Regions from separate parts of the Homo sapiens genome. Here region 2 is linked to region 1. A link is a loop called in an ENCODE intact Hi-C map of the cell type or tissue named here. Cell type or tissue: adrenal gland. All regions are shown on one strand. Each heading gives the region's core, and the rest is flanking DNA. Links, peaks and the distances in the headings are about the cores only. Region 1 overlaps ALDH1L1 (aldehyde dehydrogenase 1 family member L1). Region 2 holds the start of LOC124909426 (a long non-coding RNA gene).

Region 1 (2,894 bases), core at 200-2,699:
CAGAAGGGGCATGGCTGTCTTGTGGCGGCAGACAGGAGGCACTGGCTTTGCCCTCCCTGGGCTGCCCTCACCACACCCCACCGGCTCCCCTCACCACACCCAGCAGGCACCAAGGTGAGGGAGCCTGCACGGATGGCACACTCAGGGCAGGAACAGGGTGGGGACCTTGGGGTGTAGACACACAAACAGCCCTCTCCCAGGGCCCTGTCTTCCCTTCCTGTGTAAACCCTCCCAGGGTTGTCCTTTGGCCATGCTTCTCCTCCACACCTGCTCATGTGGACAGGGGCCGCCTCACTGGGGCCCCAGGAGGAGGCCAGGGAAGCAGGCAGGGGTATCTGTGTGCAACTGGCTTAGGGAGAACTTGTCATGGCTCTGCTTCCACTATAGGTCATCTGCCAGGTATCCCTGGCCCAAGTCACCGACGTCGACAAGGCAGTGGCCGCAGCCAAGGATGCCTTTGAGAATGGACGGTGGGGGAAGATCAGTGCGCGGGACCGGGGCCGGCTGATGTACAGGTGGGAGCCCAACATGTACCTGCCAGCCACTGCCACCATCAGCTTCTGGGCAGTGGCACGGGGGGGACTTCTGTGGAGGCCCTTTTACCTGCCAGGAGGAGCTGGGTCCTGGGGAGGCTATGGGACCGAGGCCATCAGATGGGCCAGGCTGGGGCTCCTTGCCTGAGGCTCAGAAAAGGCTTCTCAGAGGAAGGGATATGAGAAACAGGAGACATTTCAGCAGAGTGGGCTCAGGGGAGGTGCCTGGTGGAGGTGAGGAGGTGCGGAAGCCAAGGGATGCTTCCAAAGTGGGCGCAGGCTGGGCCTCCCAGGCAGACAAAGCACTTCCCTCACCAGCCTGGGCTGGAGGGGACTTAGCTCCTGCACGCAGAAGACAGCAAGGGCCAGAGAAGGGCTGGCCTGGTCTCTGCTTGCTCAGCCAGGCTCTGACTACTGGAATCTATAGGTTTCACATTTTCTATTAAAAAAAAAAAAAAAATTTAAGCCAGGGAGAAAGGGGCCTTCTCTCCTTAGTTCCAGTTCAGACGTCTTAGGCAAGGACTTATGATGACTTTAGCTTATGACCTTAGAGTGAGAGGAAGGCCTGGAAGAGAGGTGCTGTGCCCCTGGAACCACAGGGCCTGGCGGGAAGGAGCAGTCACCCTCACAGAGGTGGAGTGATGTTCCTGGGAGAAGAGAGGGTGCGGCCAGATGAGCCGAGAACACAGGTGTCTTGGGGCCTGGCTCTTTCGCTGGGGTCCTGGGAACGTCTAGGGGTGCGAAGCCAAGTTATGGCGTGGTCCCAACGAAGCTCCTCACCTGGCAGGAGAGACCCTGCCTTGGCCTTGCGGTCAGAATGGCTTCTGTTTCTGTTATACTCCAGAGGCCAGAAAAGCCGGGGCAGCCCAGCAGCAGGAAACTAGAGAGAGGGGTTGCAAGAGCATGGTCTGCAAAACCGAATGGAGATTAGGGTTGGGGCAGGGAGGGCTGTGGGGGTCGGGCATGCCCAGCCTTTCATAGGTTCCAGTCCCCTTCGCAAGCCCCTCAATTCTAGAAAGGCACTGGCCACGCCAAGTGGTCCCTAGAGTTCCTGGAGGTCAGGAAGAGCTGTGAAACAAGCACGACAGGTGGCGGGAGAACCTCTGGCCTGGGCCCTGCGTGCGCGTTTGGTGGACCGCACAACCAACAGCGTGCGTGGGGTCCCTCCCTTGGCCTCTGCTGCCATCTGGTGGCTTGTATCATAACAGATTCTACTCACCCATAATGACAGTGAGGGGGGCACCCTGGGCAGCTGTAAGTGGACCCCTTCCTGTCCTATGCAAACTCTCAGGCCCCGTGAAGACCTGGGAGTGCCCATTACTGGTTCTGCCTCAGCTCAGCACAGCAGAGGCTGGGTCTAGGTGTCCCGGAGGGGGCAGTTCAGGAGCTCCCAGATAAATGGCTGCAGAGCACCCTGTCAGGGTGGCGGGACCACCGTGGGTGTTAGGGAACACGAAATTCACTGCAGGAATCAGACATTACACAATTGTGGAAGCTAGGAAGAAGGATCCAGAGGGAGAGTTAGACAAGGTTCCTAGGCAGTCCCCTGAACTCCTGGTAGACAGGATAGAACCTCCAGGGAGTAGGAGCAGCCGTATCCAGCTGCCAAGTGGGGCCACAAAGAGGAGCTCCTGGGAAAGACCGTGGGGGAGCTGCTGGCTCTGCCCAGATACCACTGTGGTCCACGGCTGAGAATCTGACGGTGGTCCAGGCTGCTGGTGGTCAGTAGGGCCGGCCGAGCCTGCTGGGCACCCCTGCATCTGCCCTGCAGACCTTCAGAGGGAGATGGCAGCAGCTTCACTTCTCCTGCACTGCTACCCTGGCACCCAGGGACTGGGCTCTGGGGAGCATGGGTGCCAGGGTGTGAATTCAGCAGCCTAACTGAATTAACAATAGAATAGTCCTGCAAGGCAGCCTCTCAGAGCTTCCCGAATAGTGCACTCGGGTGATGGATACTTTAGAAAGTGTGTCCTGGGAACTGGATTGATGACACAGCCATGTCACACACAGGTGGAATTATCTAGAAATGTGGGGGATTCAAAGGATTGGGGCTGATGAAGGAGAAGGATGTGAGCAGGGGAGGCATGGCACACCACAAGCTTTAGTGGGCTGCAGGTTGGGTAGGGTTGCAGGAGACGAGCAGTGAGACTGTCCCAAGGCTGCCGTGTGGGCTTCCATGTCCAGGTGACAACACACAGTGATGCAGTGGGAGCCTCTGGGTCTGAGGGCTGCCAAGGGCAGTAGCAGCTTTCACCTTATCACCCCAAGGCCCTGTTTTATCAATGGGCAACAACTGCTGGTTGAGGTTCCTCTGGGTATGCAAAGCAGCGGGCCCTAAGTGGCTAAAAACGTACCTGTTTG
Region 2 (2,894 bases), core at 305-2,804, 79 kb before region 1:
TTGTTGCTGTGCAGTATACCATTGCATTCTTAAAATACTACCATTTAATTAATCTTTCTAAAGACATTAAAGACATTTGTTGGGGGATTAAAATAAATAAGTAAATTTGCTGTAGGCGATCTTGACCATGATCAGGAACCTAGCACTCGGTTCCCTTGGATATACACGCTGGTTCCTATGGCAGGCGTTTGCTTACCTCCATTAGATGTTTCCACGTGGTTGCTCCAATCCACTCTCCCATCAGCAGGGTATGAGAGCCCAGCTGGTTGTTCCACAGTCTCATCAGCACTTGGCGTTGCTATTTTAGCCATCCAGTGGCTGTGATATGGAATCGAATGTCACTATTTGCAGTTCCCTGATGCTAAGTACCCTTTCGTGTGTGGATTGACTGTCTGGATCTCTCCTTTTGTGAAATATCTTTTCAAGTCTTTTGTCAATTTTTAACTGAGCTATCTATATTTTTCTTGTTGTAGGGGTCTTCATATTTTCTGGTCCTGAGTCGTTTACTGAACAAAAGGCAACTTTTTTGTGAGTCATCTTTTTACTCTTAATGGTGTCTTTTGAAGTTCATTTTAATAAAGTTCAATGTTTTCCTATTTCTTTTCCGTTTAGTATTTGACAGTATTTTGATATTGTTATCAAAATATACACAGCCAGTCCCCTCGTGCGTTATCCTCTGCTCCAGGGGGCTCTCAAGGGGATGAGATGCAGAGAAGGGGAGAAAACTGGAACCCCAAGTTCCCTGATTAATAAATAGGGACCAGCGCGAATCCTTACCACAGCAGGGGGCGAGGCATTGGAAGCCTGGGAAGGGAGACTAGACTCCCCTGCCCAGAGGCCCGGGCAGTAAGCAGGGAATGGAAGCAGAGGCGTGGGTCATGGGTGCTGCCCCACTGAAGCCCATGGTCCTGCCCCCTACAGTCAAGGGCTGACCAAGTCTCACCCTCAAGTCAAGCAAGTAGGCCACTCCCATTGCAGGGGGATCCAGGAAGGTCCCTGAAGAGTCCTCTGCTGTCCTTCCCTTCTGGTGACCACACCTGCGTCCACAAGAGGAGTGGCTGCCCCTGAGAGGGGACAGCAGCGCCCAGTGTCCCTCCTCGCCTCCGCGCGGCTGCTGTCCCTGTCCTTCCCTTCTGTGCCTGGCTGGAATCACGAACATGGAAGGCCCGTCTGCCTTTTCCGCTTCAGACTGCAACAGGGCTTTGCTCCAAAGTGCTGGGAAACGGCAGTTCCACTACTAGACAGGTCTGCACCCCAGAGAAATGTGTGTGCGCGTGCACCAAAAACACACGAGAACGCTCACAGCAACCTTATCCCTTCTAGCCCCAGACGAGTGCCCATCAACAGCAGAAGGGGTAGATAAAGCGGGGCTCACCCTCGCAGTGACCTGAACACGGCAGCGAGAGCACACTGCGTGGATGACACACAGCGCCGCGTGGAAGACGCTAAGCTCCGGGAGCCCGCGGTGTGATCCCCTCGCCCCAAAGCGGCGCAAGGGCCCCAGGCGCCAGGCCCTGCGGGGCCCGGGCAGCGCGCGACGCGCTGTCTCTCCACCTGGGGACGGCTGTCCGGCGAAGCCAGTAAAGCTCAGTAAGCTGTAGCTCAGGGGGCACGTCAGGACGCGCACTCCACGCCAAAAAGTTAAAAGAGGTCTGCGCCAGGGAGGCGCGCGGGCGGGAGACCTCGACTCTCAAAGCGCCTCCTCCAGGCTCTCCGCCGCGTCCTCTGGGGCTGGGGCGGAATCCTCGCATCCCCGCCGGGTCTCCCTCCAGGCCGCCGGGCTCCGAGCGGAAGGGCCGCTTCCATGGAGACGGCTTTTTTGAGCTCGGACAAAGCACTCTGGCTGCGGCGAAGGGCCGCGGCCGCCGGGCGGCGCCTTCCGAGGGCGCAGGGCGGACGCGGAGGCCCGAGAAGGCGCGGGGAGGGTGGGGAGGGTGGGGAGGCGAGAGGCCGGGCCTCCGCGTTCCCGTTCGCTGCGGGACAAAGCTCCCTGTCCTGTCCCTTCCTGGGGGCGCCCCTGCCGTGAGAAGCAGAGCCGGCGGTGGGGCCCAGCCCCTCCCAAGGGCGACTCCCCCACCCTCCACAGGCCGGGGCCTGAAGCCGTCACAGCGGGGTTCGCTGCTTCCCATTCAGGCTGTGATGGCCCGAGGCTCGGCGTGGTCTCGCTCTCTTCTCAATTAATCCATTTTAGGGGGACAGGCAATACATTTACATGGTTCAAACACAAAAATGATGGAAAAGTTAGCTTTGAAATACTTGCTTTCCCCCAGCCCTATCGACCCTGTTCTTCGGTGCCCCCTAAAGGCACCTTCTGCTCTTTATCTATCACAGGCTTATGCCAAATGCCAGCAAAAGAATGCAGCAGGGCCACTCCGCTTCTTTGTCACAGCAACCGGAGCCTAGGCTGCCCTTGTTGTGTACCCCTCCCCGCCTCCCTCCTTCCTTCCCTTCCTCCCGCCTTCTTGCTTTCCCTCCCTCCTCTCCTCCTTCCCTCCTTCCTTCCTTCTTCCTTCTCTCCCTCTTTCTTTCCTCCCTTCCTCATTCCTTCCTCCCTTCCTTCCCTCTTTCCTTCCTTCCTTCCTCCCTTCCTTCGTTCCTTCCTTCCCTCTCTCCTCCTCCCTCCCTCCTTCTTTCCTCCCTTCCTCCTTCCTTCTTTACTTCCTTCTTCCTTCCCTCCTTCCATCTTCCCTTCCTCCTTCCCTTCCACCCTTCCTCCTTCCTTCCCTCCTTCCATCTTCCCTTCCTCCTTCCCTTCCTCCCTCCCTTCCTCCCTTCCTTTCTTCTTCCTTCCTCCCTCCTTCTTCTCTCCTTCCTTCTTTCTTCCTTCCCTTCTCCCTCCTTTCCTTCCCTCCTTTCCTTCCTTCCTTCCTTCCGTCCTTCCTTCCTTCTTCACT

The links. A loop is a pair of places that touch in the nucleus more often than their neighbours do. Peaks named below come from ENCODE experiments on the same cell type or tissue, not always from the same donor. Only the 100,000 strongest peaks of a DNase experiment are listed, where the experiment ranks them.
Region 2: a loop joins it to region 1, with 2.4 times the contacts of the local background. A loop is called at or near these places in 30 of 110 quality-filtered maps.

The regions. Positions count from the first base shown.
Region 1 is chr3:126,133,156-126,136,049 of GRCh38, reverse strand. It overlaps ALDH1L1 (aldehyde dehydrogenase 1 family member L1), which reads left to right. Exons shown (of 23, transcript NM_012190.4): 12 at 388-515. Among named protein-coding and RNA genes, the nearest start is that of ALDH1L1-AS2, 45 kb to the left of the region's middle. RefSeq lists a silencer at 1,718-1,797. In adrenal gland, for the core only: CTCF peaks have their summits at 1,535 and 1,736 (motif pointing left); a DNase peak (open chromatin) is centred at 1,719.
Region 2 is chr3:126,212,164-126,215,057 of GRCh38, reverse strand. It overlaps LOC124909426 (a long non-coding RNA gene), which reads right to left and starts at 2,026. Exons shown (of 3, transcript XR_007096060.1): 1 at 1-2,026. RefSeq lists an enhancer at 1,039-1,551. In adrenal gland, for the core only: CTCF peaks have their summits at 1,633 and 1,833; DNase peaks (open chromatin) are centred at 1,367 and 1,587; H3K4me3 peaks cover 1,644 bases; H3K27ac peaks cover 1,494 bases.